Regions from separate parts of the Homo sapiens genome. Here region 1 is linked to region 2. A link is an interaction called in ENCODE POLR2A ChIA-PET data of the cell type or tissue named here. Cell type or tissue: OCI-LY7. All regions are shown on one strand. Links, peaks and the distances in the headings refer to the core of each region. The heading gives the core; the rest is flanking DNA. Region 1 overlaps LARP4B (La ribonucleoprotein 4B). Region 2 overlaps DIP2C (disco interacting protein 2 homolog C).

The links. Peaks named below come from ENCODE experiments on the same cell type or tissue, not always from the same donor. Only the 100,000 strongest peaks of a DNase experiment are listed, where the experiment ranks them.
Region 1: POLR2A ChIA-PET joins it to region 2 with 11 read pairs; 1 of 35 experiments calls an interaction of 5 or more read pairs at or near these places.

The regions. Positions count from the first base shown.
Region 1 is chr10:815,003-826,731 of GRCh38, forward strand. It overlaps LARP4B (La ribonucleoprotein 4B), which reads right to left. Exons shown (of 18, transcript NM_015155.3): 12 at 10,762-10,868; 13 at 10,063-10,314; 14 at 5,798-5,843; 15 at 2,723-2,887; 16 at 1-68. Among named protein-coding and RNA genes, the nearest start is that of LARP4B, 110 kb to the right of the region's middle. RefSeq lists an enhancer at 1-211. In OCI-LY7, for the core only: no CTCF peak of the experiment used is centred there; a DNase peak (open chromatin) is centred at 8,189; H3K27ac peaks cover 630 bases.
Region 2 is chr10:540,062-551,790 of GRCh38, forward strand. The region is part of intron 1 of DIP2C (disco interacting protein 2 homolog C); the gene reads right to left. Among named protein-coding and RNA genes, the nearest start is that of DIP2C-AS2, 83 kb to the right of the region's middle. RefSeq lists an enhancer at 1,679-2,179. In OCI-LY7, for the core only: no CTCF peak of the experiment used is centred there; a DNase peak (open chromatin) is centred at 7,290; H3K4me3 peaks cover 102 bases.

The sequences.
Region 1 (11,729 bases), core at 3,573-11,572, 280 kb after region 2:
GCCGGCACCGAGGGCTCTCTGGAGACCACTACAGGAAGGGTGTTCACGCTTGCGTCTGCACTGAGGGTCTGAAACAGGGTCAAGAGTGTTCATCAGAGTCCTGCCGGCACTAAGCGGAGCTGGTACCAGTGCCCGTTCACCCCACCCGTGAACAGCCTTGGGAGAGCAGCACAAGGACATAGGGGAAGAGGGTCTTCTCCAGCAAAAATGTCACAGAGCCCAGGACTATCCTCTGCCCCACAGATCGCCCACCCTTCTCTTTCTCGGCAAATGCCCCACTGTTCTTACATCACAGGCCCTTATCTCCTCTCCCGCAATGATGATCTACAAGCTTATTTCTTAACTGAACAGGCATCAAACACATCTCACCCACCTGGCACTTTGGGCCCAGCACGGCACGGCACAACACCACATGCATATCTGCTGAGTGTCGAATCCTAACACAGTCCAACACAACTCATTCACACCGCTGAGAAAAAACAATCGGCGCCTCCACACCCATATAAATGTGAGCTCCCAGCCCTCCCTGAATTCACAACCCCAGGAAGCAGGTGTGCGAATGCCCCCATCTCAACAGGTGAGGAAACTGAGGCCCAATACCTCTAAGTTAATTTGCCCAAGGCCAGGAAGCAAAGGACGGAGTGAAACTTACTCCCTCCTTACTCCAGCCAGCGACCCCTGTGCAGGGGCTATTTCATGTGTGCTTGATCTTATACATATGGCATGTGATGATACACTTGTCATGCAACTTAAAAAAGGCAGGAGGGCAGGTGCTCTTTACACTTCTGCCCTTAGATGAAGGCTGACGACAGACCTAGAGCCCTTCCAGCTGGAGAACCAGAATCCGCTGCAATTCCTGCGCTCGACCAGCAGGAATCCAGCTTGGTGGAAACAAGAGGGCAAAGGACTCCTTTTGTAAAAGCTCATTTTAAATTCAGGGTAGGGGCCGGGCACGGTGGCTCACGCCTATAATCCCCGCATTTTGGGAGGCTGAGGTGGACGAATCACCTGAGGTCAGGGGTTTGAGGCCAGCCTGGCCAACATGGTGAAACCCCATCTCTACTAATAATACAAAAATTAGCCGGGTGTGGTGGTGCATGCCTGTAGTCCCAGCTACTCGGTAGGCCGAGGCAGGAGAATCACTGGAACCCAGGAGGCGGAGGTTGCAGGGAGCCAAGGTCGTGCCACTGCATTCCAGCCTGGGTGACAGAGCAAGACTCTATCTTAAATAAACAAATTAACTAATTAATTCAGGATATGTGCAGTCCCAATGCAAATGAAATGCAGATCCACAACTGCAGGTCATGAAGCAAGTCAGAGTGACCATCACGAGCTCCATGTCAACAGGGGAAGGGCTGAACCCCATCATTTCTGGAGCCTCCACCCCACTTTGAAACCCAAGGGCCACGCTGTTGACTCAAGAAGCTCCCAAGAAGCAGCAATGGAGCCCACTACACCTGGGTGGTGGCATAAGGCTCAGGGTCAGGCTTTTCAAAGAAGCAATTCTTTCTTCAAGAGAAACCTTACACAAGACTCAAACTGGGCACAGCAGGAGCTGCTGTTTCTGAAGCAGGGTTGGAGACCTGCCTCTTCTCCTCCACTCAATACCAACGGGAGTAGGCTACAGTTGGAAAACTAGAATTCATGATCTTTAAACTGCATTTCTTCTCAAGGCACTAATACCTTAGAAATGACGGTGTGGAAATTTAAGGCTAATGTGACAATCCTGGAATGTACTCAATCTCCAAACAGGAGCATGACCATCTACCAATATGAAAAGGACTAGACACGTCACCTGGCTTTCATTGTAAAGATACTGCATCAAAATCCACCTTAAATTCTGCCCTAGGAAGTGAGGAATGGTTCTATCTACTGCGGGGCCTTCCCTAAAGCCCAGGGTGGAAGAGACACTGACTCTGCAGACCTGGGTGGGGTAGCAAGCAGCACGGTCATGTGGCGTGGAACAGACACGTGGTAACTCTGGGGCACAGCTGGGGAAAGGGCCCCTGGCACAGGGGACACCGGCAACCTGGAGTGCTCAGCAGGTTCTTCCTGGGCTCTTCCTATGCACAGTAGGTAACTGGGCAGAAAACTTCCTCTGTACTTCCCAGAGCCTTCAACGCCAGGTGTGGCAGCCGGCCAAGTCCCACTTCCACCTCCTAAGCACATTAGAGGCCAGAGTGCTGGGCTGAGTGTCCTCTGTCATCTGCAGCTCGGGACGACTCCTGGGATGATATTCACTGCAGTGGAGGCGGCACCTCGTGGGGCAGCCCAGACCTCACCAGAAGCTACCGACACTACAGTGAGGTTCTCCCAGGCTTCTTGCTCCTTGTCTCATGTAGATTACTACACATTTTAATCATTTCCAATACAATTCAGATGTTTCCATTTCATTCTGTTGTTTTATAAAATAAAGGCAGGTCTGAACTACAACAATGACAATGCAATCTAAGTTTCTGGGTGAGAGAAAGGGTGTGTACGGCACATCATGGCACACGTTTCTACCTCTGACTTCATCAGACAGCAATGTTAAGGAGAAGGCCCAGCCCTGGGTTCAAGGCTGGCCTTACTCCAAATCTGTGTGACCTCTGCAATCACGTGGCCTCCAAGCCTCTCTTGAGTATTAAAAACAAACATGTATAAAGAGCTCAGCAAAGCGCCTGACACGGAACCCGTACCTAGACACTGTTGGCAACTATTAGACATGCAATATATCCCTTACCCTTTCTTTGGATGGTCCTATTATCAAGCTAGATAGCCTGTTTTCAAACAAGTCCTCTGTCTTCAAATTGCCGGCAGCTCCAGGTAATGGAGGGAAGCTGGACAGCCCCAGCTCGAAGCTTGGCGACGGAGGCTTTGGTGGCGTTGGAGACTGTGTCTGGCTGCTCTGCAACAGAATGACACCCCAGGGTCACGGTATGGAGAGAGAAGGCCAAGCAGCTTCTCGTTTCCACACCTGTCTGGAAAATATCTGTAGAAACAAGCAGATCATTCAACCCAGACAAGGGCTTCCTCACTCAATTGAAGGTTCTCCCAAGCAACTTCAACCATCTAGAGCAGAGCTGTAAAACTGAAATCTCAAGGATGCTGCTGCCCAAGAGATGTGTCACAAAGGACACAGTGAGGCTAAGGTGACATCCAAAGAGCTATCCACCCATGGCTGCCAGCACTCACGAACAGCAGGGGCAGCTGAAGGCAAGGGAGACACTCTGGAGTGACTCCAGCCCACCAGATGGAAAGCAGGGCAGCCTGAGTCTAGACATTAAACTTTCTCACTTTCAGACAAGTGTTGTGTTACTACAGCATAGTTTTTAATGTGAGTCACAAGATAATTGTAAAAAACAAAATATGACACTCTCTCCACAACCTGTGTAAGAAATTTTACACACGTGCATCAAAAAAGTGGTTTAACAAAAGGGAAGGGGGCTCGAATTCTCTGAAAATAAACTTAATGAAAGTTTATATTTTTAAATAATTAAAAACACAGGATTTGACAACAAATTCTAATCAGATTCTTTGACTTCCAAGAAAGCAAACTCAGTATAATAAGAAGTGAGTGTACTTTGTAAGCCCAAATCTCAGAAGAAAGGCAGTAATACCTTTTATTGGAAAATGATCTATCAACCCGCTTTAACAAGCTGGCAGTCATTTTGCGAGTACGCAGTTCCTCGGCTGAAGGACACATGGCACAGAAAGGGGAAATGAGTTTGCATTTAGTTTAGAAATGAATTTATATTAACTAAAGAATACAACTATTTTTAGCTGAAACAATGAGCTACTCTGACCAGGAAGCAAAGATCTCATGGGATCCACCTAACTGGAAAGTGCCAATGTTTCTCCAAAGTTTATACACAGGAAGGTGAATCCCTGCATCAGTAGATTCTAGAGAAAATATGTCAGAAGTGAAAGCAGGTCAAAGGATGAAAATGAATTCAGGCTGACACAAACCCCAGTCCAGTCTGTGTTGGGCATTCCGCTTGCTTCTCTGCTCCACGCGACAGGTGCCTAATTTTAGCTTAGCTTTTCCCAGTTAGGTGTCCTTGGCAGTAAGCTTGTTACCTACTGAGCAGCTGGCTGTTGTATGCTCTCTGTAACCTAGTATTGTGAATATGATGCTCAAAATGATCCTGCAAAGCTCTAAGTTACACATGGCCACTATGATGGCAAAGCGGTTTTAAACATCTGCACGTTTCTGAGGTGAACACAGCTTTTCAGAAGATAAGCATTATTAGAGAGACAGCCTTCCCCAAAAATGTATTTAAATCTCAACTTGTAGAAGCAAAAGAGGCAGGCAACAACTGCCCAGATGTGGGAGTTACAAAATGACATCACCCACAGATGGGACTTGACTTGGAAGGCAGTGTTAAAATCCTCTAGGATCTGAGCACCTCTGGGTGAGGTCTGAGTACTGCTCAGGTCCCATGGGCGTGGTTAGGCCCGAGGCTCACACACTTTTACAGAAAAAGCGTCTGGACCTTTCTGAGGTCCTGAGAGCACGTACATAAGACGATGGGCGTATGCTCTGTAATCAATACAACACTGGGCCACAAGCCGAAGCTTCAAAGCAGGTCACAGTCATGAACACATGCATCAGGAATGCAAGGCAAAACAGAACGGAAGAGAAATGGCTGTGGGAAAACATCACGGCAGGCACAACAGTGCCCTGTGTTTAGATGCTTGACTTGTTAGTCCAAATGGTCACAGGAATTCACTAATTCCAATTGCAATTAACTGGTAAAAACTGCCTTACCAACTAGTTAAACAAAAACTAGACTAAGCCGACCTCATGAAAGGCACAATTTCTGAGTTCTAAACAGAGATTGTATCTTTTGTGATGAGAAAGCACCTGTGTGATGGCTTGAGGGGCTGGACCAGGATTTGTCCAGGTCTCCTCCAGCATTCCTTGTATGGAATTCCACATCTGCAAGCCCATGGAGGCATCCCTCCCATCTTCGTGGGTACTGCTAACTGCCACCTTGCTGTCCCACTACTGGTTCGTGGGTACTGCTAACTGCCACCGTGCCATCCCTCCCATCTTCGTGGGTACTGCTAACACTGCCACCGTACCGTCCCACCACTGGTTCATGGGTACTGCTAACTGCCACCGTGCCATCCCTCCCATCTTTGTGGGTACTGCTAACTGCCACCGTGCCATCCCACCACTGGCTGTGGAGAAGTCCATGCCATCCTCCACTAAAGACCAGCACAAACATTTTCCACAGGAGAAACTCTGATTAATCAACCCAAGCAAAAATCACCATGTCTCATGTACTTACCGCCACAAAAACCTATCACTTATGTTTGGGTCTGTCCTGCCAGTAAGTTATAGCAGAAGGAGATAATGCTTTCTACACAGTGGGAGAGTATTCGAAAGTTTTGAAGGAAAAACACCGACAAACAAATTGCTCCGTGGAAGATGCTTACTCTGCTCATTGAAATGAATGGCTCCAGTCATTTCAGACTCTCCGGTACAGCTGCCACACAGAAGAGCTCACGTGCACACCCGTGTGTAGGCTGCAGTGCATGCGACAGCAAGTTCCTGGCCATGCCTGTGCCACAGCACAACACGCCTGTGCACTGTGGAGTCCTGTGCAGCACATCGCTATTTCCAAAACCTCTACAGTTGCTTCCTCCTAGGCCAGCCAGGGTGTCAGTTATTACTTAGTGGATTTCACGTTACAAGTCTTTTGAAATGCTCATTCTTGTGCCTTAACCTTAATCCATTTAATTAAATCTCAGGTTTGGTATAAATTAGATTTAAATGTCTTGTGAAGAGGTATATGCTTTATGTACTCACTGTAAACTTCTCCTCCCTTTTCTTCCGGTAGCCAAAGGAATTCTTCCTAGAGGAGTGGAAAGTGAAAGACTGTTATTTTTTTCCCACTTGGAGAATTTATTATTGAGCACGTTTGCACTCACATAATCAAAGTACACATCAATTCAGTCTTTATCACTTTGAAACCTTTCAAAGATGACTTTCAATTCTAAAATCCCAACTTCAGGAAGCGTAAGCAGAACAACACAAAGTTGACAGCAAGGGACTAACGTGGAAGTCCAGGCAAGTGATAAAGAACAGAAGAAAACACTGACTGAAACCAACTCCCTGGTGCCTCCTTGGGATGTCTGTTAAGACATGAGTACTGAACATCCACTGGGTGGAAATGACAAGACACATAAAATCTGAGACTGAGCTCCATCAATGAGTTGTTTAAAATGGTGGTGAGAATTTTCCCGGCGCAGATTTGCTTTACATCAGATTTAAAAGACCCCAAATACCGCGTCCCATCCCTTCCTCTGCCCTCTCAGCTTCCTCCACTACTGCCTCAATGGCTGACCCCTTCCCACGAAAACCACACAAGGACCTCTGTGCCCCAAAGACTTCCTGCCCTCGCCTCCCAGCCTCAGGAACCACATTCTGGACCTCCCCATGCAGGCAGCAAGGCCACGCCACACACGCAGTTGATAACCACAGGACAGACACTGATTAAGTGGTGACTTCACGTGGAGACCTAGGACTCTAGGATGGCCAAGACATTCCCATTTCCCTGGACAGGTTATGTGGTCTAACAAGTCACATGACACACATTCATCTCAATGGATAATTTAATGGAATGCAAAGACTCCCCCAAGGGCCTTGTATTACATAACCTGGAAAGGAGTTAAGAAATAGTCTTGACTAATTCCTTCATTTACAGAAAACCAAAAACTAGTCTTGCCTAAGATGGCCTAACAGTGGAAAACTCTGTGGAACCTTGGGCCAAACCCTCTAGGGCAAGGACGGCACAAACCTTTAGGATTCTGGAGCAAATCCCTATTATCTCCTACAGAAAACTTTCTGGAAATAGCTCCTGGCTTTCTACTGGTGCCTTGCGGAGACTGCAGGCCAGACTATGGGACATGGATGAGTACTGAGCCACAGGTGGGGCATGAGTCCTGACAACCCAACCTCCTGTAGGAACAGGGGGCTTGGTGCTCCTTGTCCTGGATCCATGCCTGTGGCCTCACAGGGAGAGAGGGTCCTGGGCCTGCATTATGGACAGCCACCCCAGTACACACCTGGCTCAGCACCACTCCCTAATAGGGGGTGCTCCCAAAACCCAGGGAGCTGAACTCCTACTCCGCTGCGCCAGGATTCAGAAGTAGTGGAAAGGTGGGGCTACAATGACCCATGAGCAGAGCTAGGGATGCAACCAGATGAGAGTCTTCAGTGGGACAGGACTCAACTGGCCCTGGGGACCTGGGAGGGGTGTGAGACGGATGGTGTCAGCACCTGCTTGCCCAGAGGCATTGCCCTGAGCGCTGGACAGAGGGACAGCAGCCACATGGGCAGAGGACATCCCGCAGGGCTCGGCACAGGGCATCCCTCCGCCAAGGGCAGCCTGCTCGTCACTACCGGCTGGGACGCAGGGGCACCCATCCCTTGGAACACAGCGGTGTCCAGGACACAGACCTGCCTGCCATGGGGTCCTATCCCAGTCACCATCAGTGGGCCCAGCCAACACTCCCCCACACCCTCACTGGGCTCCACGTAACCCGTGTCAGACCCAGAAGCCCACCTGCAGCCGTAGAACACTGTCAGCTGTCAGTGCCCATCATGCAGAGAGCAGGTTGGCTGAGCCAAGGCTCAGTGACAGGGCCATGGTGGGTTACAGCTCACAAGGGGTAGCAAGGGACCCAGGGTGGTCCCAGCACCATAGAGGAAACATCACTGTGACACCCGCGACTCTGAATGCAGTGGTGTGAAGGCCTGAGACCCTGAAGAGGTGTGCTTCCCCCAGCTGATCCTAACAGTAGCTCCACCAAGGCAGCCACCTGGCGCCTGGGGCTCCTCATGCCATTCAACCCAGCTGGGCCGTGCCCTGCCATGGCCGCCATGCAAGGGTAGGGACATGTGTCTGGACTCTGGTAAGGGGTTCTCCAGGACATCTTAGCACTTTGGTCCAATAGAGAAAGTTAATGGAAACAAAACAAACCCTCCCAAAAAGGGGAGGTGGAGGCATGGCTGCTGTGGATCAGGTTCTCAGGGCAAGCAAGGCCTGGCACACCTCCCTGCAAAACAGCACAAGCTCTTTCTCAAGACAGAGGGAAGGAGGAGGTTACGAAGGTCAGCTCTGGCTTCAGAACCCATCGCAGAAACAGGCTGCAGGAGTTGCATGCGCTTTCCCTGCCCACCACTTCCTAAACCACTCCCTAAACCACTGGTGCGTGCTTCCTAAACCACTCCCTGCCCACCGTGCCCATGCTGGTGTGCGCTTCCTAAACCACTCCCTGCCGCAGTGCTCAGGTCTCAGGTGGGAGGACAGTTGTCCTCCCTTGGTGGGGAGAGAGAGGGTCTCCATTGGTGCAAGATCTGCATCTGTCAGGCAAAAGCATAAACTTGTTACAGTTGCATTTGGAAGTTCAAGTATTGTTGAAGGGTATCCTGGGTAGACCACATTCGTCAGCAAGCTTTGGACTCTCAGCTTCAAAGCCACCTGTATACATTTTGTGAGGTAGCTGGAATTCAACAAGCCCCACTTTCATTTGCCAGGAAACTCCTTGTGACGCTCGTATGAACAAGGCACACTGAAGAGCACAGGAGGCTGAGGCCGGGGGGCCTTGTCCATCTAGTCTGCCTCCTTCCACACCGTGCCCACAATTGATGCCCCTCAGAGGGAGCCACATGGCCTTGATGAGTAGGGCTCTGTCCCAAGTCTGAGCCCCAGCTCTGCAACCCTCCTCCCTCCAAGCGTCTGGGTCTTAAGAACCCCAAACTGAGACCCAGGGCTAGCAACTGCTCCCTGAAGTCACTGACTCTCCATGACACGGTGGGCCCCTTTTGGCTTTGCATCTCCAAGGCCTGTTGAGCCAACCTGATGCCATGTTTCCTGTGAGACACAGGCCAGTGCCAGCTCTCCCAGACCATGGTGCCTTCCAATGCCACTGCACAATCCCTGCAGGAACTCCTATGTGCTCATTGAATCATTATGGGCAGGAATGAGATGCTTCTGATGCCTCTTCATGTTGAATTCTCACTGCACAGAGGGTGTGCACTGTGGCAGGCAGGAAGAGGAGCTTGCACGTCAGGGATGGTGCTGTACACATTGTATATAGAACACCCTGAAAAAGCTCAGGTATTTGAGTCACTTGTTTGTCACTTATGAGAGGAAAATCCTGACGGTCCTTACCAAGGCAAGGACTGAGAAGATCAACTGGCCTTATCAACAATGGGCAGGTGCGGTGGCTCATGCCTGTAATCCCACCACTATGGAAGGCTGAGGCAGGAGGATGGCTCTAGGCCAGGAGTTCAAGACCAGCCTGGGCAACACAGCGAGATCCTGTCTCTACAAAATATTTAAAAACTAGCCAGGCATGGTGGTGTGCATTTGAAGTCCTAGCTTCTCAGCATGCTGAGGCAATAGGATTGCTTGAACCCAGAAGTTCAAGGCTGTAGTGAGCCATGATCATGCCAACGTACCCCAGCCTGGGCAACGGAGTGAGACCCTGTCTTAAAAACAAACAAACAAACAAACAAACAAACAAAAACCTACTACAGGATTGATGCCAAAAAAATGTTAAACAAAACCAAAAATGGTGGGCAGGAAGCACAGCTAAGACCCGTCCTGGCTAGTCTCAACCCTCCAATGAGATGAGACTGCAATGCTGATCTGCCTGGTTACCCGCTCCAGGCTCCACCTGCAGTGCCTGGTGCACACCCAGCTGGAGGGCGCCAGGCCAGCAGCCATGGGGCAGAGCCTGGACACCGCCCTTGCAGAGGGGCCTGGTGAGCCAGGGGTGCTGCCAAGAGGAGACTGCAGGCACATGGGATGGAGTCTATGGCTATTGAGCTCCAGTGTTTCTACAAATAATGATCTAAAACAACTACAGTTCTCACTGAACCATTTCATATTCCAAAAAAGATGAAGCCATTTAAGTCTTAGCAATTATATAAAACCCTTATGTTTATAGCCTTCAGTTAGATTTTCTGTGACATATTTAAAGACAATTACAAAACATATCTAAATTAAATAATTTTTAAAATATTAGTTTATGATGTTACACAGTAACTGCTCAACAACTCACCTTCCCCTCCCTAAACCAGGAGAGGATTCGAGACTGCCTGGCTCCACACGCCCAGGCCCAGCCTCTCTCTTGGCATATGCTGAAGGGTTTTGAATCCGTGTTCTAGTTTGACCTGCTTGCCTTGTTTGTGGACTCCGGACACCATTAATTAATCGATCTGCAGTGAAGTTAAATATTGAAGGACTTTCTAATAACCCAGGTCCCCTCTCTGCACTAGGAATCGCATGCCGCAGATGAGATTTACTAGGATTCCTGTAAATAAAAATGGTTTTATGTGTTGAGTTATAAAATGATCAAGGCATTACATAACATGCATACTGACATGGAATAGCTAAGCTGAAATCTGCTCTCTGTTTAATAAAGTATAAAAATAGGATTTGGAATGGTTAACTCCTAACATATAGGATAATGCAAATCTATTAACAATGTGCCACAATTCTGCTTAGCTGTTTTTCAGTCCAGGCCCAAATTAAAATCAGGCACACCTGATGTGTACAAGTTGCCCCAAAGCCTCCTCTCAGAGAATCTGAGGCGGGCACCCATGCCAGATTGTAGTGCTTAGTCTTTACAGAATGCAGCTGTGTGCTTCAGGTGGCTCTGTCTGCGAGGAGCAGGACTAGTGATCAAAGCTCTCTCATCCCAACTCCGGAAGGGCAGTAGCGTAAAGACCAAAACTGCTAAGACCGCCCCGGAACTTGCCTGCTTCGAGGAGGATACTGTCTGAGAGAAGTCAGAGGAGACGCCGCAGGCTTGAACGCTGGAGACGTAAACCCATTTATAAATCCAGTATTTGGAAATGGAGTTACCTAGATTCATTTGAAAACAGACAAGTAAATAAACCATAAAACAGACTTCAATTTCATTAATACCAACAAATCTGTGGAAACTGAGGGCATTTCTTGATGTTGTCAGAGTCATGACCCATGCTGAGACATGTATTTTACAATTTTATCACCAATGGGTGCTGTTTAGAAGTAGGCTGGAGCTTTTGTGCATCCTTTCAGCCAATCCTTACAACAATCCAGCGAGGAGAACTGACACATGCGGAAGCAGGCACTGAGAGGAAAGACGTGGTCAAGAGCGCATGGGCTCCAACAAGTGTTGTAACCTTTAGCATGTCAGTCTGATACGACCTCCATCACTGGCAGGAAGTCAACAGTTCTTGATTCCTGATGGCTTTAATACAACTCATCAACATTCTCAATCTTAGGAGCACCTGCACACCCACTGCTGCTCACTCGGCTTCATCCAACCACAGCCTGACAGGGCCTTTACCTTTACCCCGACACAAGTCCTGCTCTGCAGATCAGGGTATTTTCAGATCATCATTATTCCCCAAGTCACAAGGTAAGTATGGCATGCAAATATACTAACATAAGATTCAGAAGAAATTAGAAAGGGTCACAGAACCCCTAAAAGATCTTAAGTAGTTAAAAATATTGAGCATAGAATTTTAAGTATCGGCCAACTATTTTTAAAATCTAGACACATACAAAAATAAGATAAAACTTATTGTTAAAACAGTTCCTTTAAAAACAAACAAACAAACAAAACTCAAGACCATTCATTCTAATTCTCTGGCTTCTGGACCCATGGTTTCCAATACGTTCTGCATCACTGATATCTCGCTCCTTATGCTCCTGACACAGGGCACTTAGTTCCTGAGG
Region 2 (11,729 bases), core at 2,574-10,573:
AAGCAGCATCCACTGCAACTACTGCTACTGCAACACAGAATATTAAAGCAAAATAAAAAGGACACAGCATATTTCCTATTTATGAGAACAGGTAGAGTGTTATAAAAATGATGTGCGTGTTTTAAAGTCAACAATGTTCAAATTCTAGGTCTCCCGCAGACACTAGACGGTAACCGCCAAAGCTTATGTACTTGGAAACTTTCAAGGAGACCAAGTTCAGAGCTGTCACAACGCAGCACCATCCTCACACAATTATCTCAGGTGTGTTTGAGGGCAAGTGCCCCCGTCACAGGGGGAAAGCTGCCCGGCCCAGCACTTCCTGAGATCACACAGAGCTTCCACCTTCCCACATCTTCAATAGTTCCTTTACACTGGGAACCAGAGAGCAAAACCTAAAACACTTCCTCAAATCTCAAGACAGTCTTGAGTCCTCTTCTCCTTGCCCCTTCTCTCACTGAAAAAGCCTATTCTATAAGCAATCTGTAGTGCTTACCAGAGCTGGGGTAGGAGGAAAGCTAGTGTTTGGTAGACCAAGTTTCAAGCTTGGGGAGACCAAGAATATGGCGGTGATCGTGGCATGACAGTGTGAACGCACTTAATGCCACCAAATCGTACACTTAAAAATGGTCACAGTGCTATGTAATTTTACCACAATAAAAAGACTAACTGAGAAAAGTAATCTCTAATTACTGTCTGCCATTTCTTGCATCCTGTAAGGTGCATTTGCTTTTGGAAATCCTCAGAGCAATCATGAAAGACTAATACCCTGTCATCTCTGAAACACAGGTAAAGTCTTTCAAGGGTTTTGATTATAGTAAAGTAGCTGGAAAGCAAAGCATGCATTAGACACAGCAGCCGTGATAGGACAAACACATGGTAGGAAGGTGGTGGTCGTGCTACACGCAGATGGGGAAGGATGTGGGGAGCCACAACACCCGATGCTGGGGAGCCACAACACCCGATGCTGGGGAGCCACAACACCCGATGCTGGGGAGCCACAACACCCGATGCTGGGGAGCCACAACACCCGATGCTGGGGAGCCACAACACCCGATGCTGGGGAGCCACAACACCCGATGCTTGGGAGGCACCTGGGCAGGAGCTGAGAATGTACCAAACACGTTCTACCACGCAACATTCATGGACCCTGAGTCCGGCCACCACCGCCGACATCCACTCTGGCTGAGGTGTCCTCTGTCACAGACACACACACCCTGCCGAGGACAGTGCACAGGTTAAATGTCAAAGCACAGACATGCTCAGGTCCAGCTGCTCAGCCAAAAGCAAAAACACATTTCCCAGACACCACAGCTTGACCTTCCACCTGACCACACCCATCTCTCCTGCACCCCACATCGTGACCCTCCACCCGACCACACCCGTCTCTCCTGGACCCCCCCGAGTGACCCTCCACCCCCATATCTCTCCTGGATCCCACAGCATGACCCTCCACACTGACCACACCCATCTCTCCTCGACCCCACAGTGTGACCCTCCACCTGAACACCCCCATCTCTCCTGGATCCCACAGCGTGACCCTCCACATGACCACACCCATCTCTCCTGGACCCCACAGCGTGACCCTCCACCCGACCACACCCGTCTCTCCTGGAACCCCAAGAGTGACCCTCCACCTGACCACCCCCATCTCTCCTGGATCCCACAGCATGACCCTCCACACTGACCACACCCATCTCTCCTGGACCCCACAGCGTGACCCTTCACCTGACCACACCTGTCTCTCCTAGACCCCACAGCATGACCCTCCACCTGACTGCACCCTGTCTAGTGCATCCCTGCACCTGTCTCTCGGCCCCCCTCACCTCACTTCCTCACCTTCTCGTCGGGTCAAGCACCAACAATCCGCTGTGTGCCTGGTGCACTGAGCCTTGTCAGGGGCCTCTGGGCCGCGTGCCAGGACACGCCCCTGGGGACTCCCAGTGCACACGTTGGTCTCCTGCACACTTGGCTCTTCTATCTGCGGGAGCCGGCACCCACCCCTACAACTGACTGCACTCTCAGAAAAGTCCCAGAAGACCCCTCACCAACCCAGCAACACCTTGAGGCCACATCCCACTTGCCTGCTGGCTCCTGAACCTCCCCCACCCTGTGACGGCTCACTCCCTCCTGAGCTCCTTCTGCTCCCTGCCTGCCTCTGCGAGTTACCTCCTGGGCGATGCCAGGTGACGGTAACATCAACCAGGAGGCACTGCTGAGAAGCAGAAAGCATGGTGCAGTGCCCAGAACGTCATGTCCCTCAACAGATGCTCTATGTCTTCTCCTCCTCTCCTGGCAGAGCTTTGCTGTAGGAAGAAGGCCATTCCTCCAGTGCTGCTACTTCCAACACTGGGGAAAACAAGCTTCAGAAAGGAACGGTGTCAAAGAGGCAGGACCCACCAGCAGGACTGCCAGCGGCCAGACGACCACAGCCCCAGCATTCCCCAGCCACTACGGCCGACAGCCCAGGCTCCAGAAATGCACAGCTTCAACCTTCAGAGTAAAAACCCTCCCAAGCCAACTATTTCTTCAACAATCGGATTGGGGAATGGAGGGTTCTAACCCTGCCCCTCTCTATACCACAGATCATCAGATCCCAGTTCTTATCAGATTGGGAAGTGGGGGGTTCTGACCCTGTCCCTCTCTATACCACAGGTCATCAGATCCCAGTTCTTATCGGATTGGGGAGTGGGGGGTTCTGACCTTGTCCCTCTCTATACCACAGGTCACCAGATCCCAGTTCTTATCAGATTGGGGAGTGGGGGGTTCTGACCCTCCCCCCTTCTCTATACCACAGATCATCAGATCCCAGTTCTTACGGGATTGGGGAGTGGGGGGTTCTGACCCTGCCTCTCTATATACCACAGATCATCAGATTCTAGTTCTTTTCTAAGCCCAGCACTTTGCTTCTGCCACATGCAGTCATCCTCAGCACCAGGAAAAGTCAAACATTGAGTGATGACGATGACACCAATACCAAAAGTCAGAAACATTGAGTGATGATGATGACACCGATACCAACACATGCGGCTCTGGCAGCTTTGGTAACTCGCTGCACAGATACAACTGGACAGCAGTGAGATCCATGGACATCACCAGTCTTCGCAAGGATCGTGTTCCTGAATCTTCTGCGTTAGGAATAACCGTCTCCTTTGCAAGGGCTGAACCATGCTTCCCACTCGCCTGTCCTCTGCCTTCACCAGCTTTGTGCGCATTTCCGGGCAAGTGTCTGTGCAGGTGCCATCACTGATTTCAGTAGCGAGAACGTACACAGACACCACACAGAAATGGGTAACCCTGTTAGGAGCTGTGCAGGGAGATCTAACTCATCAGATGTGCCAAATTCCTGTTGCCATGGAAATTAAACTGACGTTGCCGTGACCACATCTCTTACTGCACCACTAAAGACCATCTGGGTAAGAGGAAAGTGCTTCTGCAGAGCATTCAGCTCACGTTTACATGTCCGTTTTCCCTGAATACGGTTGTTACGTGAGATAGAAATCAGTAAGATAGGCTGTAACATATAGTATGGATCGTTGTGTCTCCTAGGCTCAAACACATCCTTTAAGATCCTCAGAAAATGAAGTTTAACTCTCTGGGGACATGAGTTACATAGTAACATGTTTTGGATACAGTCTCTTTCGCATTCTAAATATCAACACCAAATAAGTTCTTTAGTTTCTTTTTACATTGAAAAGCATTTACAAACCATAAAATCCCCCATATTAAAGGGTACAATTCAGTCTTTTTAGCATATTCTCAAAGCTGCACAACAATCACCACTAGTATTTAATTCTGGGACTTTTTCACCACCCGCAAAAGAAACCTTGAATCCATTAAGAGTCAGCACCTGCTGCTTCCTTCCGCCAGCCCCTGGCAATCGCCAGCCGACTTCTGTTTCTCTGGATTTGCCCACTCTGGACGCCTGTCGTGAGTGGGCACATAGTGCGTGACCTTTGACGTGACCTTTGGTGCCAGCATCTTTCACGTTCAAGGTGACTGGTATCGTACAGTGCGTGACCTTTAGCATGACCTTTGGTACTGCCATCTTTCACATTCAAGGTGAGTGGAATCGCACAGTGCGTGACCTTTGGTGTGACCTTTGGTGCCGGCATCTTTCCCGTTCAAGGTGAGTGGAATTGCACAGTGCTTGACCTTTGGTGTGACCTTTGGTGCTGGCATCTTTCACATTCAAGGCTCATTGGAGCACATGTTCTTTTGTTCCTTTTTACGGCTGAGTGATACTCCATTGTGTGCAAATTTTCTTTATCCACTCATCTGTTGACAGACATCTGGGCTGTTTCTACTCACTGTTACGAATAATGCTGCTATGAAGATTCTTGCATAAGATTTTTTTGTAAAAACGTTTTCAGTTTTCTTGGGCATATGCCTGGGAGTGAAATTGCTGGGTCGTACAGTGATTTTATGCTTAACTTTTCTGAGGAACTGCCAGACTTTTCCAAAGCAACTGTACCATTTTCCTTCCCCTCCCACTAGCAATATATACAGATTCCAATTTTCCCATCTTCACCAACATGTCACCGTCCAGTACTGGGGTTTTACCCATCCCAGTGGTTGTGAAGTGGTATCTCACGGTGGTTTTCATTTTCATTTCTAAGATGACTAATTCTGTTAAATATCTCATGTGCTTTTTAAGGCATTTATGTATCTTTCTTTGGAGAATGTCTATTCAAATCCTTTGTCCATTTTTAAATTGGATTTTCTTTTCATTGCTGAGTAAGTTTTTAAAGATATTCTTGATATCAGGCCCTTATTGGGATAATGTGTCTTGTTCTGTGGGTTGTGTCTTTTTACTTTAATAGTAACCTCTGAAATGAACATTTTTAATTTTGATACTGTCTTTTCCCCTTCAGTTGCTTGTTATGCTTTAGACATCTCATCTAAGGAACCATTGCTTAATTCAACGTAACAGTTTCACCTGGATTCTCCCCTAAGGGTGTAATGAGCTGAACTGTGTCCCCGCAAGATTCCCATGTTAAAGCCACAACCCCTAGAAACTCAAAATGTCACAGGGCCTTTAACGTGACAATTTAGGTCCCATAAGATCTTAAGAGTAGGCCCTGATCCAACATGACTGGTGTTTTCCCTTTTTTTTTTTTTTTTTTTTTTTGAGTTTCACTCTCTCTGTCCAGGCTGGAGTGTAGTGGCATGACCTCAGCTCACTGCAACCTCCGCCTCCCAGGTTCAAGCAATTCTCCTGCCTCAGCCTCCTGGGCAGCTGGGACTACAGGCACCTGCCACAACGCCCAGGTAATTTTTGTAGTTTTAGTAGAGATGAGGTTTCACTGCTGATCTGTAACTCCTGACCTCAGGTGATCCACCCACCTCGGCCTCCCAAAATGCTGGGATTACAGGTGTGAGCCACCACGCCCAGCCATGACTGGTGTTCTTATAATAGAGAATTTAGACACACAGAGTCCTCAGTGCTGCACACACATAAGAGAAACCCATGAGGACACAGAGAAGACGCCGTCTACACAGAATGGGGTGAGGACCCGGAGGATCGAACCCTGCCTGCACCTTGACCCCAGGCTTCCAGCCTCCAGAACAAAGGAAATAAGATGCTGTTTAAGCCTCACAGTCTGCGGTGTCTGTTACGGTACCCAGCAGACTGACAAAATGGGTCTCACAGTATCGACTCTTACACTGGATCCATTTTGAGCTATTTTTTTGTGTAGGGTGAGGGAGGGTGCAGTCCATCCTTTTCCATGTGGATATCCAGTTGTCCCAGCACCACTAAGTTGCGAAAGGAAAAAAGTAAAGCAACCCCTTACAACCTTTCTCCATCAACAGATTAGAAGGTACACTGAAGAATCATGGACAATTTGTTGTCGGTTTAAGCCGGTGGTTTTCAAACTTTTGGGTCTCAGGAACCCTTTACAGTTTATTAAAGATCACAAAAAGCTTTCTCATGAGGCCGGGCATGGTGGGCTTATGCCTGTAATCCCACCCAGCACTTTGGGAGGCCAAGGCAGATGGGTCACTTGAAGTCAGGAGTTCCAGACCGGCCTGACCAACATGGTGAAACCCCATCTCTACTAAAATAATAAAAATTATCCGGGCTTGGTGGTGGGTGCCTGTAGTCCCAGCTACCTGGGAGGCTGAGGCAGGAGAATCACTTGAACCCGGGAAGCAGAGGTTGAAGTGAGCCGAGGTCACGCCACTACACTCCAGCCTGGGTGACAGAGCAAGACTCTTAAAAAAAAAAAAAAAAAGTAACAAATTTATTTTAAAATAATAAAGTCATTACATGTTAATAAACAGCACAGTCTTAAAGAAAAAACCATTTTCCAAAATAAGCAGCAGTGTGGCAACAGTTTGTGCTGCTGTGAGAACACCTAACGCCTCTCTGCACCTCGGACAGCAGGGTTCTCATGCCTCCATCTGCGTTCAGTGGGCTGCAGAACTCTGGTTGAAGTTTATGAAAAATGTCTGATCCCATGCTATATACAGTTAGGAAGAAGTATTTTTCACTGTGCTTTCACATAGTTTTAGGTATTCTCTGCTGCCAAATGTCACAAGCGGCACTTCCATGCAGGCTGTCTGCAACGCAGAGTCTGGACCCTGGTCGACGGGCCTTTCTGCCCCAATTCCTTTTAAGCGGACTGGTCTGTCCTGCACTTGAGTGGCTCTTTTACCAGCACACGATTTTGTAACTGGTTAGAAAACACTGGTTCAGAGTTATGAGCAGCTTCCACATTTCATTATGTCAAAAAAAAAAATCACATCAATATCACCACTGATCACATGAGAAAGTGGCAGACACAAGATTTGTATATTTTAATATTCACTGGAAAGCTCCAATGGCTATCATTGGGAATAACGTAAGGTATTTTCCTTGAGATGAAAGAATCAATTTGTTCATTTTTCAGGCCACACCTGCAAATACCTATCTCTTAAGTGGCAGAGTTTGTAAGTCATTCTTTAGATAAAGAAGGCCATTAGTGGAAGAAGCGGTTCTGCAGGTTCATGGGAGAGCACTTGGTGCCTCTGAGCTAAGATAACCATCAAATCCTCGGAAGACGCACCTCTGCATACTTCCTGTTTCTCATTCAGAACATTCCAGAGGGAACCCGGAATCCCGGTGCTGCAGCGGGACTGAAGTTTGCTCTCACCCACACAATAAACCCAGGGAGCTCCCCCAGCCCCCATCGCGAGGCCACAGCCTTGGTCCTCTGATCCAGGAGGGCTCCTGCAGCTCCAGCCTACAGGGAGAAGCATGCACCCACACATCAGAAAGCCCTCCCAGGCCCAGCGAGCACTTCTGCTTATGTGCCAGCCAAGTGTGTGTAACAGGGCCACAGCCAGCTGTGAGGCAGGCAGTGAGGTACCCAGCAAATACTCAGGGCTCACATCACTGAGAAGGAAGGAAGGTTGACAGCGAAGTACCCAGCAAATACTCAGGCCTCATGTTACAGAGGAGGAAAGCAGGCAGACAGTGAGGTACCCAGCAGGGTTCACATTATCCAGGAGGAAGGGAGGGTGGAGAAAAAGGGGCTGGAACAGTCTCTGTCATGAGCTTTAGCATTTACAAGGCTTGCTGAAGATTATCCGATTTGATCTTCACAATAGCTCACAAGATAGGCAGAGGCATGACTTTTCAGAGATCCAGAGAACTGATGATGACCACGTGCTTTTCCCACAGGCTCCCAGAAATCATCCTCAAATCATCTCTCAGTTTATACATGTGATAAAATCTCAGTCACGTCCCCTCTCTGCAGGGGGATTTTAACGCTGCCCTGCTGTTCCATCGCACCCCTGCCCTCTCCTGCATTTCATCCATGCCCACCATCCCTGGGGAGCCCACACCACCCCACCCGCAGCTGCTGATGGCTTGGGTCACCCTTATCTCTCATTTCCACCTGCAGGGACCTGTTCTGCCTTCAAATGCAGCTCAAACCCACTCATTGTGTGAAGCCTTTTTCAGCCATCACAACTGTCACATGTAAAAGCAGTCTGCAATGCTTCATTTAGGAGGTGCTTGTGTTGCCTCATTGGCTGTGATCAGGACCAAATTCTGAGCAAACCAGGTGGTGTGGTGGTCCCCTGTCCCCACCTCTGCCCCAGTGCACCTAAAACAAGGATTCCTGGAAGCACCTTTTCAGTCCAATTCACACGAGTCTGCCCCACCCCCCCCCCCACAGGAAAGCCCTGGTGGTCAGGGCTCAGGGCCCCCAGGTGGGTAAGGAGAGCTTGGTGCCCTCTCTGGAGTTGTCGCCCAGAGACCTACGGCTGGAAGGGAAGAAACTTGCATCCTGTGAAACATCCAGCCCCGAGACCCACTCAGGAGCAGAAGACGGGAAAAGAGCATCGAACAGCCCCTCGGGAGGGCAGTCAGCAGGAGCCGCGGAGGCCACCGGGATGGAGGGAGGGAGGGAGGGAGGGAGGCAGGCAGGCAGGCAGTGAGGCCAGAGGTGATGTGGCCAGGAGGGAGGGAGGGAGGCAGGCAGGCAGGCAGGCAGGCAGCGAGGACAGAGGTGATGTGGCCGGGAGGGAGGTGATGTGGCCAGAGGTGACGTGGCAAGGGTTATGGGGGTGACATGGTGTGGTGGGGGGAGGAGATGTGGCCAGAGGTGATGTGGCCGGGGGAGGAGACATGGCTGGAGGGAAGCGACAAGAGGGGTCTCCAGGCCTCAGACTGTGGAGCTTTCACGCTCGCACAACCTCACAGACTGTGCCTGATTTATGGATGACATTTTAATTAAGATGTTACATCTAACTTTAAAGAAAAGTAGTTATTTAGAACCATTGTGTATGTTTAAAGCACGGTACAAATATAGCACATTTCCCAAACCAAAGAACAGTGCATTGCAGGAAAAAATAGCAGCTCACAAAAAAAAAAAAAAAAAAAAAAAAAAAGTGAGTAAAGAAAAAATTCATTTAAGATCAGAAATAAAGATCCTACAGCTCTTCTAGTCCAATCCCCCACCCTAACGTGAATGGGGGAAAAAGCCAAGTAGATTCTAGTTAGTCAGAATTAAAGGCAAAACCGATCCACTTTACTTTCTACTTGACAGAAAACAAGCAGCTCATCAAGGAATCCCTACAAATAGTAGCTTTAAGAGTCCCCAAAATGCAAAATTCACGTTCAAATTCAATCAACTGCTAAGTGCGATAAAGTTACTTTTTCATTATTGCTTCCCTCATCCCCAGGGGCCTTTTTAGACCTTTTTTCCCCAATTGCCTCCAACACCCAGGAAATTTAAACCCCACAAGTAAGCTATGTCTCAATTAACACACAGCACCCTTTGGAGCAGACAGTCCATTGCTCTAAGACGTCCTTGTCACCTAAGCACCAAGTACAGCCTGAGAAGATACAACGCGTCCACACACGGACTCGGGCCCATCCACAAGCCAACAGGTGAGATGTGGCACATGAGAAGGAAGACGAGACCAATGAGCTTCACCAACACCCCAAAACCACGCAGAAGTGACCCATACAGCCTGCTTGGGCGCCAGTGACTCCTGGGAAACAGCCAAGGGCGGCATTTGGAGAAGCAGCACCACAGGCCAGGAGGGTCTGGTGGCTTCAGAGGGGAGGGGTGCCCCCGACCAGGTGCCGGGGGCTTCAGAGCGGAGGGCCCCCCCCGACCAGGTGCTGGAGGCAGCGGGACAAGCCATGGGTGCCCTCGTCACTTTTCACTCCCTACTCCCGATTCTTGCCCTGAAAGCTCGCAGCAAGTCCAGGTATTTATTTACCCATAAAATTAAGTATCTGTGAGTAACACTAGTCACTAATTCACATAGATCTGAGTCCACAGATACCTCTAGAGACACCACCATCCCTTCTGGTAGAAGGGCAGCCCAGGGGCCCACACTGCTAGGAAGGGAGACTGTGTCTCCAGCCTGACAATGCAGAGTCCCCAACACAAGGTCTACCTTCTGGAACCATGCGGTGTCCTACAGAAGCAACAAGGGACGTGTAGCTTTTTTTTTTTTTTTTTTCTCTTAAGACAGTCTCCCTCTGTCGCCCAGGCTGGAGTGCAGTATCACAATCTCAGCTTGCTGCAATCTCTGCCTCTCGGGTTCAAGTAATTCTCCTGCCTTGGCATCCTGAGTAGCTGGGATTACAGGTGCCTGTCACCATGCCCAGCTAATTTTTGTACTTTTAGTAGAGACAGGATTTCACCATGTTGGCCAGGCTGGTCTCGAACTCCTGACCTCACGTGATCCACCCGCCTTGACCTCCCAAACTGCTGGGAATACAGGTATGAGCCACAGTGCCCGGCCCATGTAGCTATTTAAATTTGTCTAAAATTAAATAAAATTAGAAGTATCAGTTTCTCATTTGCACTTCAAGCATTCAATTACCCACAGGTGGCCACTGACCACAGAGGCTGGTAGAGAGACGCTGCAGTTCCACACCGCAGAAGGATCTATGGACAAAGTGGCTCTAAGATCATCTCGGCATCTTTATATTGAAGCTACTGAAGTTTTACTCTGTTTACTATAGATATCAACATTCTCCCATTTAAAAATGTCAGTGCTATTACAACAATCAGATCTGTGACCTCCCAGAAGCTCTTCTCCTCCTGGACAAATAACCGCAGAGCGTCTGCACTCTGCCTTCACACTAAGGGATGGCAGAAGCCTCCTGTAAAATCAGGTGGAGAAAAAAAAATGAATCCCTAGCCCCTCTCCCCCTACGATTTTGTGAAACTCCTCTTAATATTCAGAATAATTGCCAGAGTTGCAATAAACAAGCATCCCTTGACCAGGAAGCAACAGGGAAGCAAGAAGAGGGATGCTCCATTCCCTCTGGGACCCCAGGCCTGGCCGGGACTGAGAAGGTCAGCACAGCCAGTCAGGCCTGCACACCCGATGCGAACCGTGCACATGGCTTCCCCGGGCCTCGGTCTCCCCTCTGCCCTCACTGGACACTGTGGCTCTGGTACATACCTGATGCGAACTGTGCACACGGCTTCCCCGGGCCTCGATTTCCCCCTCTGCCCTCACTGGACACTGTGGCTCTGGTACATACCTGATGCAAACCATGCACACGGCTTCCCCGGGCCTCGGTCCTCCCTCTGCCCTCACTAGACACTGTGGCTCTGGTAGAGGCAGCCTCTGAGCTCCAACACCCACAGCCAGTCCCCTCCTTGCAGGTCTCGGCTCTGCTGACACTGCCTCAAGCGCCTCCCTGATGCTTCTCAACATCGTCCACGTACCATGCCCCCTCCTCCCCACAGCCCTGGCTGCCGCCCACCCCGCCATGGAGCCTGGCATACAGCAGGTGCCTGAGACACCCCAAGGGGCAGGCATGCCAGGGTAGGGCTTGGAGTTCCAAAGGCCACGTCCCGCTTACCACAGGTGCCACGGAGGCTGTGGAAGGGGTCCAGGCTGCAGGTCTGCACTCGGCTTCTCCTGGCCCCCGAGGCCAATAACCTAGCAAGGGAAAGCAGCTGGAAGCAGGATCCCAAAAGCCCTTCCTGGCTCAAGAGGAAGGAGGCCTCGGTGCACAAACCCACAAGTGCCTTCCCTCCTGCCAGGCTGGCTGTGTCACAGCAGCATGTCCATCTTCCCTGGGCTCAGAGAAAGGTGAGGGACTCAGCCCCGAGTGTGAACAGTCAAGCTCCCACTAGCTGTGCAGACAATCTCCCTAGCCCTGGCTTGGGAAGGGTCCAAGAGCAAACACAGCCATCTTGCCCACACAGGTACAGAATTCAGCCAGCTCTCTCAATGGAGTTGTGACAGGTCAACTCCAGGCTCCT